3 separate regions of the Homo sapiens genome follow, and all the other regions are linked to region 1. Evidence: chromatin contacts called from ENCODE Hi-C data. All regions are on one chromosome and are shown on one strand. Each heading gives the region's core, a stretch centred on a gene start or an enhancer-like site at or near the end of the contact. The rest is flanking DNA. Distances are from core to core; before and after follow the strand shown. Region 1 holds the start of GUCD1 (guanylyl cyclase domain containing 1). Region 2 holds the start of KLHL22 (kelch like family member 22). Region 3 holds the start of PI4KA (phosphatidylinositol 4-kinase alpha).

The links. A loop is a pair of places that touch in the nucleus more often than their neighbours do. Pooled maps may share reads with other maps.
Region 2: a map of B cell shows a loop between it and region 1 (13-fold over the local background). The contact joins the promoter of KLHL22 here to the promoter of GUCD1 in region 1. A Hi-C loop is called at or near these places in 1 of 168 maps with a recorded cell type or tissue (B cell), 1 of 37 single-sample maps with no recorded cell type and 4 of 50 pooled maps.
Region 3: a loop to region 1 is called in a pooled map, with 28 times the contacts of the local background. The contact joins the promoter of PI4KA here to the promoter of GUCD1 in region 1. A Hi-C loop is called at or near these places in 11 of 50 pooled maps.

What each region holds. Positions count from the first base shown.
Region 1 is chr22:24,552,200-24,557,271 of GRCh38, forward strand. GUCD1 (guanylyl cyclase domain containing 1) reads right to left here and starts at 2,939. Exons shown (of 6, transcript NM_001284254.2): 1 at 2,750-2,939. The coding sequence starts at 2,792. It overlaps SNRPD3 (small nuclear ribonucleoprotein D3 polypeptide), which reads left to right and starts at 3,800. Exons shown (of 4, transcript NM_004175.5): 1 at 3,800-3,872. RefSeq lists a silencer at 2,688-3,047 and an enhancer at 3,508-3,607.
Region 2 is chr22:20,492,649-20,497,720 of GRCh38, forward strand. KLHL22 (kelch like family member 22) reads right to left here and starts at 3,147. Exons shown (of 7, transcript NM_032775.4): 1 at 3,112-3,147. It overlaps LOC101928824 (a long non-coding RNA gene), which reads left to right and starts at 3,265. Exons shown (of 4, transcript XR_007068011.1): 1 at 3,265-4,039. RefSeq lists a silencer at 2,807-3,466 and an enhancer at 3,661-4,313.
Region 3 is chr22:20,855,986-20,861,057 of GRCh38, forward strand. PI4KA (phosphatidylinositol 4-kinase alpha) reads right to left here and starts at 2,826. Exons shown (of 55, transcript NM_058004.4): 1 at 2,585-2,826. The coding sequence starts at 2,740. It overlaps SNAP29 (synaptosome associated protein 29), which reads left to right and starts at 3,022. Exons shown (of 5, transcript NM_004782.4): 1 at 3,022-3,362. The coding sequence starts at 3,126. RefSeq lists silencers at 2,435-2,484, 2,505-3,264 and an enhancer at 2,944-3,753.

The sequences.
Region 1 (5,072 bases), core at 1,689-4,188:
TGGCACACACCTGTAATCCCAACTACTCACGAGGCCAAGGCAAGAGGAGCCAAGGAGTTTCAGACCAGTTCGAGCAAAATAGTGAGACCTCCATCTCCAAAAAAGAAAAAAAGAAATTAAATTTCTATTGTTTCTAAATTACCCAGTCCCAGGTATTTTGTTATAGAAGCACAAATGAACTGAGACAGCAGGAAACTTGCTGATCTTGTTCACTGTTATTCTCAGTTGCTGGTGTTGAATGTTTAATAGTAACTCAATAAATATTTGCTGGAAGAAATAAACTTTTTTTAGGCCGTGCACAGTGGCTCACGCCTGTAATCCAAGCACTTTGGGAGGCCAAGGCAGGCGGATCACTTGAGGTCAGAAGTTTGAGACCAGCCTGGCCAACATGGTGAAACCCTGTCTCTACTAAAAATACAAACATTAGCCGGGCAGGGGCCAGAGCCTCTTATCCCAGCTACTCGGGAGGCTGAGGCAGGAGGATTGCTTGAACCTGGGAGGCGGAGGTTGCAGTGAGCCAAAATTACGCCACTGCACTACAGCCTGGGCGACAGAGTGAGACTCCATCTCAAAAAAAAAAAAAGGAAAAGGAAAAAAAAGAACTTTTTGTTTTCTTCTGAAACAGGGTCTCACTCTGTCGCCCAGGCTGGAGTGCAGTGGTGTGACCAGAGCTCACTGCAGCCCTGAACTCCCAGGCTCAAGGGATCCTCTGACCTTAGCCTCCTGAGCAGCTGGAACTATGGGCACACGCTACCACACCCAGATAATTAAAAATAAAATAAGCCCTCACTGTTTGCTAGGCTCTGGGGACACAAAGGTAACTAAAGACCCACCCAAGCCCTGACCCCTAGGGACTCATAAAGAGCTGAGCAGTGGGAGAGCTCTATGCAGGATGTTGTGCTGTCACGGTGAATGCCTGCCTGTTCAAGAACCCCTCACAGCAGCCACACACTGCCTTTTTGTTTTTCTCTACTCATACTGTTTCCTCCCCAGCTTTTGCTCTTGCACATCCCTTAGTCTAGGAGTGTCCAATCTTTTGGCTTCCCTGGGCCACACTGGAAGAATTGTCTTGGGCCACACATAAACTACACTATCACTAATGATAGCTGATGAGCCTTAGTCTGAAATGTTAATGTTGTCTCCATGCTCTAATCCCTCTCACTCTCAGGGCCCCTCAATATGGAGTCCTTAAAGAGGCAATGAGAATTCTTCAGTGGCAGATGGGGATGAGGTTGCATTTGCCTCCTTCCAACCCTCAGCCCAGAGTAGGCACTTAGATATGCTTGGGGAATGGAAGGCGTTTTCCAAAAAGACCTCATACCTTGAGATGCCCAGGCCTACTTGTCACTTCCCTGCTCTGCACCCCTCCTCCCCCAGGCTTCCAGACTACAGCCCTCTGTGTGAGGCTCCCTCCTTACTCTGTGGCTTGGGCTGTGACACTGACTAGCTGGGCTATCTTCTGCCAGGCTATGACTGTCCATGCCTTTCCATGTCCAGCTATAAAATGTGGCACAAGACAGCAGCTCTCTCTCAGAGACTCAGCTGCGCCTCCTCCTCTTGCCCTGCGCTCTAGAACTCCTTGATCCTGAGGCCTGGCAGGCCCCACAGGGCCATCTCCAGCCTCGGCAAGGGCGGATCGGACCTAGAGGTGCTCATGTTGGGGGTGATAAGGTTAGGCGAGGCCTTGGCATCTGTCCCCATAACAGCTTTAGCCTTCTAAACACAAAGCCACAGCCAGACGTTGCTGCCTGGAGCCAAAGGGCTGCCTGGAAGGCCCTGGCCTGAGCTCAGTTAGTGGCTGTCACTAAGGAAGGCAAGCAGTGCACTAGCCTTTAATACTTAACCCATCTCAGACTCAGTCTGCTCAGCTGCAAAAGTGCAAATCACAGTGGGCACCTACTTCACTGGTTCGTTATGAGGATTAATGAGGCACTGCATGTAAACAACTGCACGCAGCGCGCGCCTGCCTCATAGAACACTCCCTGTGAATGTAAGCCATTCCTCCTCTGAGGCTCAGGAAAGGCAAGTATCTTGTCTCAGACCACAGGGCTAGACAACTGGAGGAGGAGGGTTGTAAATCCCCCACCAACTCCACACAGCAGACACAAAAGGGAACACTCCCTGGGAGTGACACCTGAAGGTCAGGGTCCCACATGCTGTTGACCTCTTCCACAGTTGGCACTTCACTTCAGAGTTTACTAGCTAGAACTCCGTTTGTCATCAACCCCGCGCCTTCAGCAGGACAGGAATCACGTCTTCCCCCTCCCCTACGTCTTGGGCAAGCAAACTAACGGCCAAGACATTGAATACCAGTCCGGGTCTCCGCCCCAAAGGGGCTCAGGCTACCGCGTGGCAGAGAGAACGAAAGTGAAGAACAAGAGCAAGACAAAACGCCGAGTCTCGGAGGCCAGGGCACTGGCCCTTCCATTGCTCGGTGCTCTCGGCCAGTTTCCTGCCCTTCCCAGCCTCAGTCCTCCACGGTTTCCCAAGGCATGGGAGCTCCCAAGGCGGCTCCAGCAGGACTTTTCGCTTCTGGGGAAGGTGGTGCCCCTGCTACCCGGACCTTCCCACCATGCTGACAAGGGTCGCAATCCTGCGAGTGTCAGGAAACCCCCACTGACTGGAACCAGGCGGGTGTGGGGGCGAGGCGGGAGTCGGCCCAAGGTCGCGCGACTGGACCCTGCCCCGCGCTAGGGAGGGGTCCCTTTCGTTCCTAGGGTGAAGACTGGGCCCACAGAGAGGCACTGACCGGGCTCGAGCGGCGGCCCCGCTGCCTCCGCCTCCGTCCTCATGACCCGGGCGGCGCGGGGCGCCCATGGCCCCGGCCCAGAGCGGGCTACAGCTTCCGCTTCGGCTGGGGCGGGAGGGCGGTCGGTGCGTGTCGAGTTCCTTCTCCGCCACCGCCGCCGCTGCGGAGGAGAGAACGGGAGGCGGCGGCTGGGCCGCCCCAAGCGCCGCCCCAGCCCTTCCAGGTCTCGAATCTGGAGGCCCCGCCCCCTCCTTAGGCCCCGCCCCAAACTTTGATCTTAGAGGTCCCCAGCCTCTTGATTTAAGTCTGCTCCGGCCATTCGCCGCCTCAGCGTTGAGTGGCCCCACCCTCTCGCCCAATCCTCGCGCAGACGCGCAGCTCACCAGGACGCGGGCCCCGGAAGCCCCGCCCCTTTCTTTGAGCCCCGCCCCAAAGCTCGTGCATTTCCTGAATAGAGGCTCGTCCCTTCGGCAAGCCCCGCCTCTGCCGGGTCCCGCTCTTTTGCCAGTCCTAGGTGTAAGCCCTGATCCCGCCCAGTGCATCCCCGAGGCCCCAAGCAACTCTCCTCCAACTGTCTTTAGGGATAACCCTGAGCGGGCAGCCGCTCTACTCTATACCTAACTTTATCCGTACCAGATACCTAGCCTCACTCAGGGCCCCCCTTACCTGGCGGTGCCGGGATCAACAAATGAAATTGTGACGGGAAGTCCTGGCCCTTGGCCCAACCTCCTGCTGTCCCCGGTCTGAGGGCCCAAGCCCCGCGTCTCCGCCTTGCCGTCCAGCCTGTCCTTGGTGTGGGGTGCTTGGAAGTGTGAGCACCCTCTCTGGCTCTTTGCCGGCCCCAAGGGTCGTTGCGGCGGCCCCCGGGCCCAGTCATCAGCCCTCTTTTCCGGTGCCGGAACTATCGTACTGGTGCCCTAGTTTCCCAGCCGGCAGGCGGAGTGAGGAGGAAGCGGAGGCGAGACCGCGCTCAACACTGGGGAAAGGAAGGAGGCGGGCCCTGCGCGCAGCATTTTGGGAAAGAGTGGAATTCTGGGTGTTAGGCCCGCCATTCGCTTGACTCACGCCTTCGCCGTAGCATCTTTCGCAGCGGACCGAAGAGAAGAAAAGTAGGCCAGAGCCGGTGAGGCTGGGGACGGGCGAGGGGAGGTCGAGGCGCCTGTGAGGGGCCAGGGGCTGGAGAAAGACTTGCTGCATGGAACTCTGCGGGGCTCGGGGAGGGAAGAAAGCGGGAAGCTTGGGCCACCCAAACATCAGCGTCGCCTCACTAGCTCCTGGAAGTAAGTTCATTAGCTTTCCCCTCAACGTGCATGCTTCTCACATTCTGTATCTCTCCAGGTGAGTGTTTTTCAAAGCTTCCAGGCAGTAATCTCGAAGTCATTTCTGATTGACTATCTCCTTCCCCCAAATCCTATGAGTTTTTTTTTGTTTTTTTTTTTTTAAGTAGAGACGGGGTTTCACCATGTTGCCCTGGCTGGTCTCGAACTCCTGGGCTCAAGGGATCCACCGGCCTCGGCCTTCCAAAGTGCTGGGATTACAGGCGTGAGCCACCGCGCCCAGCCGGTCATTTTTTAAAAAGTTCTTTGTATCTCTGCCCCAGTCCCCTTTCAGGCAATGGTCCCCTCATGCTTTCCACACTGTTGCAGCAGTTTTAACTGTTGCAGAAGTTTTAACAAGTTTCTCTGCTTCTAAACCTTACGTTCTATCCATTTTGTAAATAAATGCTGCTATCTTTTCATTGCGTCATTCTTTACATATAATTCTGCAGTGGTTCTCCACTACCTTCAGCATAAAATCTAGACTCCTAAGGCTGAAAGCCAGGGATCCTCACCAAAGGAGCCTGTCCTTTCAACCTCATGTTCTCCTGTCTTAGGTACGCTTAAGTTGAAACTTAGAGTTGTTGCTCATCTCAATAAAAAGTTCACTGCTTGATGCTTTTGATTAGGTCAAGTCAGGTGCTTTCCCTGATTTTCCTCCATGACAAGCATTTCCTGCATATAGCACGTTGTCACTTTGATATTTTCTCAATATCCTTGATAGTAAAATAAGTGAAGGGTTAAAGGGCTGAATTAAAAGTACAGCCTGCTCTCCTAGATGTGCATGGTCCTTTGGTCTGTATCTGCACCTTCCATAGGGTAGCCACTAGCTACATGTGGCCGTTGAGGACTTGGAATATGGCCACTGGGATTGAGGGACTGGGTTTTTTTATTTTAATTCTATTGTGTTTTAGTTAAGTTTAATTTAAATAGCTACGTGTGTACATGAGCTGCTGTATTGGACAGCTCGGGCCTGTATTATTCTCAAAACGTAATCATCTACAATT
Region 2 (5,072 bases), core at 1,897-4,396, 4.1 Mb before region 1:
GTGTGATCTTGGCTCACTGCAACCTCTGCCTCTCAGGTTCAAGTGATTCTCCTGCCTCAGCCTCCCCAGTAGCTGGGATTACAGGCGTGCACCACCACACCCAGCTAATTTTCTTGCATTTTTAGCAGAAATGGGGTTTCACCATGTTGGTCAGGCTGGTCTCGCATTCCTGACCTCAGGTGATCCATCTGCCTTGACCTCCCAAAGTGCTGGGATTACAGGCATGAGCCACCGCGCCCGGCCCAAACCTGCCTATTTACCCACGACAAGGAGATTCCGGCTTCTTGAGGGGTGAGGTTTTATCTCACAAACATCTCAAAAGCCCCCATGGCTGGCTGTACCACTTGCTAATGACAGACTCTGGGCACTTGTCTCATATACCCACGCCTCAGCTTTCTCATCACCACCATGACCACCGCAGAGTCAAGAGGGCCTCCTTCTCTGAGGGTGACCTCCACAACTACCCCAATAGACATCAAGCCCCCAGGTGGATCCTCACCTTCCGTGAGCATAGTAGTGCCTCTGCTCTCTTGGGAAGGGATAAATGGCAGCTACTCCCTAAACCCATACTGCAAAAACAAGTACGGTAAAACAGAAAGACATCTTCCATGGGCAGGCAAAGCACATTTACCAAGTCCAATTTAAGAAACTTAGCTAGGGGCTAAGGGGGATATGCTGAAAAATGAATCAATTCTCTGCTGGGAAGGAGCACAGCACAGGGTGCAACATTTAAAACATTTAAAACCACATCTATACGGTTTTAAATCACCAAAACGTCCACCCTCAGGAGAACAGATGTCATGGCACAGTGATCTGACAGAACATTAGGCAACAGTCAAAATGCGCAAAGTGGCCGGGCGCAGTGGCTCACGCCTGTAATCCCAACACTTCGGGAGGCTGAGGCGGATGAATCACGAGGTCAGGAGTTCAAGACCAGCCTGGCCAACATAGTGAAACCCCATCTCTACTAAAAATACAAAAAAATTAGCCGGGCATGGTGGTAGGTGCCTATAATCCCAGCTACTTGGGAGGCTGAGGCAGGAGAATCACGCCACTGCATTCCAGCCTGCATGACAGTGCGAGACTCCGTCTCAAAAACAAAAAAACAAACAAAAAAACAATGTGCAAAGTAGGCTGGGCACAGTGGCTCATGCCTGTAATCCCAGCACTTTGGGAGGCCAACGTGGGAGGATCACCTGAGGTCAGGAGTTCAAGACCAGCCTGGCCAACATGAGGAAGCCCCATCTCTACTAAAAATACAAAAATTAGTGGGGCGTGGTGGCGCATGCCTGTTATCCCAGCTACTGGGAAGGCTGAGGAAGGGGGAAGCTGAGGCAGGAGAATCGATTGAACCCAGGAGGTGGAGGTTGCAGTGAGCCAAGATTGTGCCATTGCACTCCAGCCTGGGCGACAGAGCCAGACTTTGCCCCCCCCCCAAAAAAAAAAGTGCAAAGTAGGCTGGGCATGGTGGCTCATGCCTGTAATCCCAGTGCCTTGGGAGGTCCAGGTAGGTGGAGTTCAAGACCACCTTGGGCAATATAGCGCGACCCTTTCTCTACAAAAAATTTAAAAATTAACTAGGCATGGTGGTGTACACCTGTAGTCCTGGCTATCTGGGGTGAGACAGCTTGGGGTTCACTGCAGTCTCAAGCTCCCAGGTTCAAGTGATCCTCCCACCTCAGCTTCCTCAGAAGCTGGAACAACAGGAGCTCACCACTGCGCCCGGCTAATTTTTCAAATTTTCTTTGTAGAGAAGAGGTTTCACTATATGGTGTAGGCTAGAGTGCAGTGGTAGGGTCTTGGCTCACTGCAGCCTTCATCTCCTGGGTTCAAGCGATTCTCCTACCTCAGCCTCCCGAGTAGCTGGGATTACAAGCACGTGTCACCACACCCAGCTAATTTTTGTATTTTTAGTAGAGACGGGGTTTCACCATGTTGGCCAGGCTAGTCTCTCCTGACCTCAGGTGATCTGCCAGCCTTGGCCTCCCAAAGTGCTGGGATTACAGGCATGAGCCACCGCGCCCGCCCCCAGTCTCATATCCCCAATTTTAGTCATCACAAGCCAAGTTCCCCGTTTTGTACTGTTCGAAGTTTCAGTGGGGAGAAGAAAGGAAGCTTAATGTGCCACATAGCTACAAACTGAAGGATACAAGATGAATTTTTATGAAGTGATGGATGGCAGAGTCAAAATCATTTCAGAGGAACTTTCAGTTCGGTACGATTTTACTGAGTAGATACCCTCAGCCTTCTGTAGGGCCCCCGAACGAGCAGTATCCCCTCAAAGAAACTCAATCCTTGGCAGCATGAAGCAAGGTCGGCCACAAAGGCAAAGGGGGCGGCTGCGGTAGAGGAGAGGGAGTGGGTGCTGATTCCCAGCGGGGCAGCCTTCCAAAGGGTGCGCTCTGGAAGAATCTCCCAGGGAGCCGTCTTGGAGGCACTCGGCCCCGCGGAGGGCCGGAGCGAGGGCGCCCAGTGAGGAGCCCAGGCGGAAGGTGGCGGTGCCCCGCTGCCCGCCCCAGATCCACTCGGCTCGGCCCGCACCGGATCTAAAATGGTCAGAACTGGCAGCCGACGCTTCGCGCTCTGGTGATTTTGCACTGACAGCGCGATCTCCGGCTCCTCTCAGGAAACCGGGAGAGCTGGCAAGGCTGGGCTCCTACGGCTGCAGTCCCCGGGCCCGATCGAGGGAACTGAGGCTCGTCAGGCCGGCCCCAAATCGCCCGCCTGTTGCAAGGCCGCCCGCTCCAGCGCGGAGGGTCGCGGCCAGGAAGGCCGCATTCGGACCTGCCGCAGGCAACAGGGCCCGCCCGGGTGCCAGGAGGCCGGCGCGCCAGCAGCCGCGCTGAGGAGGCCTCGCACCCTGGCCCCTGGCCGAGCGCCAGATCCCGGCCCCTACGCGCCCGCGCCCGGGGATCCCGCCGGCCGCGTCCCCGCCACGTCAGGCCGCGGGCTCTCCTCAGGTCGCCGCCCCCGAGCCTCCGGCCCGCGCCCGCCCCCGCGCCCCTCGGACTCCGCGCCGCTAGCTTGTCCCCGGCCCAGCGATGCCTGCTTGCCGCCCGACCCCCGCGTTCGCTGCCGCCCGGCCCGTTCGGCTCACGCCTCGCAGCTGACCTGGTGCCGCCGCCAGCCGAGGCCGCACTCGCAGCTGGAGGGAGGCGGGAGGCGGGAGGCGGGAGGCGCGAGGCGGGAGGCTGGGCGAGAGGAGCCGGCGGGGCGGGGGCCTGGGCCGTCACGTGGGTGCGCCGCGCAGGCGCCGGGCGGGCCAGACGTAGGCCCGGGGGTTCCCGGCCTGGCCGGGTAGCAGCGCGGGGGCGGCCCTGGGGCGGGGAGACAGGGGGCGGCTCCACTCCGGCGCTCTGCGGAGGACAGCAGCGATCGCCAAGGCTCAGTGAGTCCCCGCACTAGCGCGGCACCTGGCACTTGGCGGGGCCGAACCAACGAATGAGCGAATTTGCCGAGAGTCGCCCCGTCTGAATCCATTGACTCTTTCCTTGCCTCGGTCCTACCCTCATTCCTCGACTCACTTCCTCCTGCCCTTCCTCACTATCTCCCTCCCCGCTCATATCCTCCCTCTCCTTTCCTCATTCCCTTCTTCACTCTCTTCTCTCCTCTCTTACTCCCCCCCTCTCATTCCCTCCCTCCTTCACTCTCTCATTCCTTCCCTTCCTATCTTACCCACCATTCCCTTCCTCCCTCACTCATTCACTCCCTCCCTGTCTCCCCCTCTCATCCCCTCCCTCTCTCATTCCCTTTCCCTCCCTCCTTAACTCTCGTTCTCTCCTCCCTCTCTCATTCCTTCCCTCCCTGTCTCATTTCCCCCCTTCTTTCCCTCCCTCCCTCTCCTCTTCTCCCATTGCCTCCCTCCCTCTTTGATTCCCTTCTTTCCTCCTCTCCTCCACTTGTTCCCTTCGTCACGCGCTCATTCCCTCCCTCCCGCGGCCTGCTCCTTCCCCGCTCCCTCCGCGGTCGGTGCCGCTGACCGTAGCGCGCCCCCTGCGGGATATCGGGGAGAATCGCTTAACACCGCCAGAGTGAACAGGTGCTAGTTTGTGTGCCCGTTCCTTTACTGAGATTTTGCAGTAAATCTAATTCCCAGTCTTAAAGCCTGGTCCCAGAGGTCCGTGCGCGGGTCTTGGCATTCATTGTTCTCCACCTCACCTTCGAGCAGGTCCCATCCTCCGAGGCGTATCCGTAATGGCTGCGCCCAGAGCTTGGAGCCACAGAGCCTCCTGATGGGATAAGGTTGGAGTGTCCCACACTGTGGTTTTGAGAGGGACTGTGAAGGGTGGAGAGAGTGGTAGGGGGAGGATGTGGCTGGAGATGGCTCATGGTTAAAAAGAAAGGTGGGGCCGGGCTTGGTGGCTGGCGCCTGTAATCCCAACACTTTGGGAGGCCGAGACGGGCGGATCACGAGGTCAGGAGATGGAAACCATCCTGGCCAACATGGTGAAACCCCATCTCTACCAAAACACACACAAAAAAACTAGCCGGTCGTGGTGGCGCGCACCTGTAGTCCCAGCTACTCGGGAGCCTGAGGCAGGAGAATCGCTTGAACCCGGGAGGCAGAGGTTGCAGTGAGCCGAGATCACGCGCCACTGCACTCCAGCCTGGTGACAGAGCGAGACTCCGTCTCAAAAAAAAAAAAAAAAAAAAAAAAAAAAATTGGTGGAAGGGGAATGTAAAAGGAGGAAAATACACGGAAGAGAATTGCTGTCCTGGCTGAGTCCAGAGAGATAACTGAGGGTCCCAGACAAGGATCAAGAGAACGGGATTGGCCTCCAGAGGCAGAGGTTCCAAATGGGAGTGGGCTTCCTCCTAGAAAGACTTTCTGGAGGAGACCCCCCTACTGTGTAACAGAGGAGGACTTTGGGATTAAGAAAAGCATTCCAGGAAGCCGACAGTGTCAGCAAACGTGGAGGTGAGATCCTTCAAAGTGAGTGGTGTGGAGGTTTCCAGAATTTTCTGAGCCTGAAGGGAAGGTTGGAGAGCAGACCCTGCCCTTTGGAGGCTTGACTTAGCCCTGAGGGCACCCTGTAGCCAGGGTGGGCAGATGCCAATATGGTAGAGACGAA
Region 3 (5,072 bases), core at 1,576-4,075, 3.7 Mb before region 1:
AAGTGATTAGTAATAGCTAGGCACAGTGGCTCATGCCTGTAATCCCGGCACTTTGGGAGACCAAGGCGGGTGGATTACTTGAAGTCAGGAGTTCAAGACCAGCCTGGCCAATAGGGTGAAACCCCGTCTCCACTAAATACTAAATACTAAACCCCGTCTCTACTAAATACTAAAAAATTTGCCCGGGGTGGTGGCACACGCCTGTAGTCCCAGCTACTCAGGAGGCTACAGTGGAAAAATAGCTTGAAACTGAGAGGCAGAGGTTGCAGTGAGCCGAGATCTCACCACTGCACTCCAGCCTGGGCAACAGAGCGAGACTCCCTCTCAAAAAAACCAAAAAAGTGATTGGTAAATGTTGCCAATGAGACTGAAGTACTTCCTAAAGTAAGTGGCATTAGGGAGCTGCCAACCTGTGGCTATGGCTGTGTTCCTTGTAAAATATAATCTTTTTCTTTTTTTTTTTTTTTTGAGACAGTTTTGCTCTTGTCACCCAGGCTGAAGTGCAATGGCGCAATCTTGGCTCACTGCAACCTCTGCCTCTCAGGTTCAAGCGATTCTCCTGCCTCAGCCTCCCAAGTAGCTGGGATTAGAGGCACGTGCCACCACACCTGGCTAATGTTGGGTTTTTAGCAGAGACAGGGTTTCACCATGTTGGCCAGGCTGGTCTCAAACTCCGACCTCAAGTGATCTGCCTGTCTCAGCCTCCCAAAGTGCTGGGATTACAGGCATGAGCCACCGTGCCCCATCATAAAATATAATCTTGACAACTGAAGCAGTTATTACTACAAAGCTAAGAATGTTGCAATTACAGAATGTTCTCGTGACTAGTGAACATGGCTGAAGAAGCAAATTGAGCTCAAGGTGCCCTTTTCTGAGTTACTGAGTGGAAAGGGTGCTACCACTGCTGGAGCTGCAGGACCAGCTTCTTAAAGATCATCCAATTCACTGCATTCTCTTCTCTCTCCTCCCAGAATCCAGCAATCAGTCATAAGATATATTTGTTGGCTCTCCTGCTAAGAAGCGAATGTGCTGACTAGCTAGCATGAGTTTGATTCAATAAAACAGCACTACACTCCATTAGTCAGACTATCTAATGATAACAGTGCTCATACATTAGGTACCCACGTGCCTTTTTGTTGCTCTTCACAATACTCCTATGAAGTACTACCTTGTATTTGACAGAAGATAGCAAAGTATCAGAGAAGGGAACTGACCTGTCTAGAGTCACACTAGTGAAAGCAAGTGATACAGGATTTAAATTCAGAGGTTCCATTTTCCAAACTCATGTCCTTTCCATTGCATTGTACTCCCTCTTTAGCTAGAAGTCAGGTTAGCACCAATCTGCCGGGACCTTCTCACCCCGAAGGTGCATGATAAAATCAAATATGAGAACCGACAAGGCCAAGGACCAGGTCACTCTGCCAAAAGTGCCTAAAACAGCCTTTCAGCTTCATCCATCAGCAGACAGCCACAAAACCACTCCCAACTGCAGCAGGCTGGTCTCCGGTCACCACTGTCTTATCTTGTCGGAAAACATCCTCTCTCCATGTGCCAAAAAGTTGAGTGGGAAAATAATTCCATCCTTTCAGAGCTAAACACTGTGCTGAGTCTCATCGCACACGGGTGGGCAAAGAAAGTTGACATTTACTGCTCACCCACTCTGTGCCTTGACCTGTGCAAGATGCTTTATGCTAGAACTCATTTAATTCTCAAGAACAACCTCATTTTACAGATAAGGATACAGAGGCTCTAAGAGTTAAATTTACCCAAGAGGACATGGTAAGTAAGTGCCAGTGCAGGGAACAAATTCAGGTCCCACTCTAAAATCTGTCTCTTTCCAGATCTCAAGGCACACCACTGAGTTGCCTTTCACCTTTCTCCCAAGATGAGGATTGCTCTGGCATGACTTCACCTTTCTCTTCTGAAGCAATTCCAAGTTCACTTCTCTGCCCACTGACAGTTCACTCTCCTTTCCCTGCCACTGTCCCTTCTGCAAACGCACAATCTTTTACCCAACCTAACGCCCCCAGCCTCGTAGAATAACACTGCGCAGTTGGTTTACAGTCACAAAGCACTTTCAAGACAGTGTTTCGTCTCCTGGTCACCACAGTCCGGTGAAGCCGGCAAAGCAGATAAAAGCATCCCCATTTTACAAGAAAGCCATCTTCCCAAGGTCGCGGAATAAAAAGCAGGTGAAATCGGAAGCAGAACCCCAGGTCTTGACCCCTGGTCCTCGGCTCATCCCACTGCTCCGCACAGCCGCCCACGATCCAGCCTCCACCTCCGCGATGTCACAAGATGCTCCCTGGGCCAGCAGCTCACATCCCCCACCCCCATCCCACAACCACCCACCTGCAGCGGCCCTGCAGGCCCCGCCGACCCTTCCCCCACGGTCCCTCTCTCTTCACCAGCCCCTCCCACTAGGGCCTCCTTCCCCCGCTAGATCCCTCCGCTCAGGCGCCCCCTCCCGCACAGGCTGCCGGCGAGCCCAGCCTCGGCCTCCCACAGACCCTCGTCCCGCCTCCACGCTTCGTCACCCCAGCCCCTCCTCCTGTCAGCCCGCGGCCCAGCCCGCCGACGTTACCTTCTCCAAGGATGCTGGTCTCTGCACCGCCAGGGAGCGGGCCAGTGACAGGACCGTGTTGAAATAGAAGCCCCGCGAGGCGCTGGAGCCGGAGCCGGAGCAGCCGCCGCCGCCTCCGCCTCCGCCTCCGCCTCCCCGGGCCGGGGCCGCCGCCATCACCTCACGAGCCGCGGCGCTGCCCGCCGGCTCCCCGCTCCTGGCCCGCGAGCGCCCGACCTCAGGGCGCAGGCGTAGGTGCATCCGGCTTTCCCGCCACGTGACCTCTCAGTTGCTGACACTAGATAGGGCGTGGCTGCGGGGCGGGCCCACCGCTGCAGGGGAGAGAGGGGATGGACAGTAGGCTGCGGTTGCGCGCGCCGGATGTGGGCCCCCCCCAGCCGACCTGCGCGATGGTCGGCTCCGAGGGCGGGGCCACCTGCGCGCGACGCGCGGAAGGAGTTCGCGCGACGACCGCGGGGTCGGCGGGCGGGGCGAGGCCCTGGACGGCGGCGGCAGTGGGGCTCCTCCTTCTGTTTCCCAGACCGAGAGCCGCGCCGGCACCATGTCAGCTTACCCTAAAAGCTACAATCCGTTCGACGACGACGGGGAGGACGAAGGCGCCCGGCCGGCCCCTTGGAGGGACGCCCGAGACCTCCCCGACGGGCCCGACGCGCCCGCGGACAGGCAGCAGTACTTGCGGCAGGAGGTCCTCCGCAGGGCTGAGGCCACGGCCGCCAGCACCAGCAGGTCCCTGGCCCTCATGTACGAGTCCGAGAAGGTTGGGGTCGCCTCTTCCGAGGTGAGCCTGGGGCAGGGCTGGTGTGGACTCGCCGGTCTCTGTGCTGTCAAACGGAGACGAGAAATGTTTTGCTCACAATCTTTTGAGAATTCTCAAGTTGCCTAGCATAGATTCTTGCACCTTAGTGACTCGATGGTGGTAACAATCTGTTAACTATGTAAAGGTATGTGCATCTGGAGTACTTGAAGAGGGCAGTTTACCCCAGAAATCTTCCTTAGCTATTAGTCTGCTTCGTTGATTTTTTTTTTCTTACGCCTAGCTCACGGGGAAACGCCAGATTATTTTCTGTCCAGGTGAGTAAAAATTCTGAACAGCAGGTCCTAGGTTTGGGAAATGGAGAGTCCGTTTCTTCGACATTATTTCCTGTGCAAAATCTGGCACAGGGTTTTGGCCATTCCTTCCGGAGTGAGCCAGAAAGAGAGGACTATGTGCCTGCGAGTGTCAGGTGATACCCTGAAGCATCAGGGCAGGTGGTCCACGAGTTCTTCCCGCATCATTGACATCTCCACCTAACCAACCAATAGAGGTATTGAAGTCCCTTCAGCCCAGACAGCTGCCTAGTTGACCAAAGCCTGGGTTTGATTGAGTCCAGGGTCTTACCTTTACTTCCCAAATCCTAGACAAATAGTGTGCGGGTTAAGAGTTTGTTGCTCCAACTCATCTTCATCAGTTCTTCCCATCCTTAGATTTCAGAGAGTAGTACCTTCAATAACAATTATTCTGGCCGAGCGCAGTGACTCACGCCTGTAATCCCAGCACTTTGGGAGGCCTAGGCGTCGGATCGCCTGAGCTCAGGAGTTCGAGACCCGCCTGGGCAACATGGTGAAACCCTGTCTCCACTAAAATTAAAAAAAAAAAAAAACTAGCCGGGTGTGGCGGTGCGCCTGTAGTCGCAGCTACTCAGGAGGCTGAGGTAGGAGAATCGCTTGTACCCGGGAGGCAGAGGTTGCAGTTAGCTGAGATCGTGCTGCTGCACTCCAGCATGGGCAACAGACCGAGATCCTGGAGGGTCTTTTTCTTTTTCTTTTTTTTTTTTTTTTGAGATGGAATCTCGCTCTGTCGCCCTTGCTTGGGTACAGTGGCATGATCTGGGCTCACTGCAACTTCCGCCTCCGGGATTCAGACGATTCTCCTGCCTCAGCCTCCCGAGTAGCTGGGACTACAGGTGCGCCGCCACACCCGGCTAATTTTTTTTGTATTTGTAGTGGAGACAGGGTTTTGCCCCGTTGGCCAGGCTGGTCTGGAACTCCTGACCTCAGGCAGTCCGCCCGCTTTGGCCTCCCAAAGGGCTGGGATTACAGGCGTGAGCCACCATACCGGTCGAGAATGATTCTTTATTGTACACCACAGTCTCTCTTCAGCCTGCTAATGAAACAGTTTTGTTTGGACAGAGAAAAAAAAAGGTTTAAAAAAATGTATAAGCCAGGCGCGGTTGTACTTCTGTAATCCCAACAATTTGTAAGGCTGAGGTAGGCAGATCATTTTAGCCCAGGAGTTTGAGACCAGCAGGGGTAACTGCGTCTCTACAAAATTTGAAAAATTAGCCAGGCATGGTGGCACACACATGTGAGTGCAGCTACTGAGGAGGCTGAGGCAGGAGGACCGCTTGAGCCCAGGATGTCAAGGTTGCAGTGAGCCATGTTCATACCACTGCACTCCAGCTTGGGCGACAGAGCAACACGCTATCATTTCCCCTTGCTGTTTTCTTGG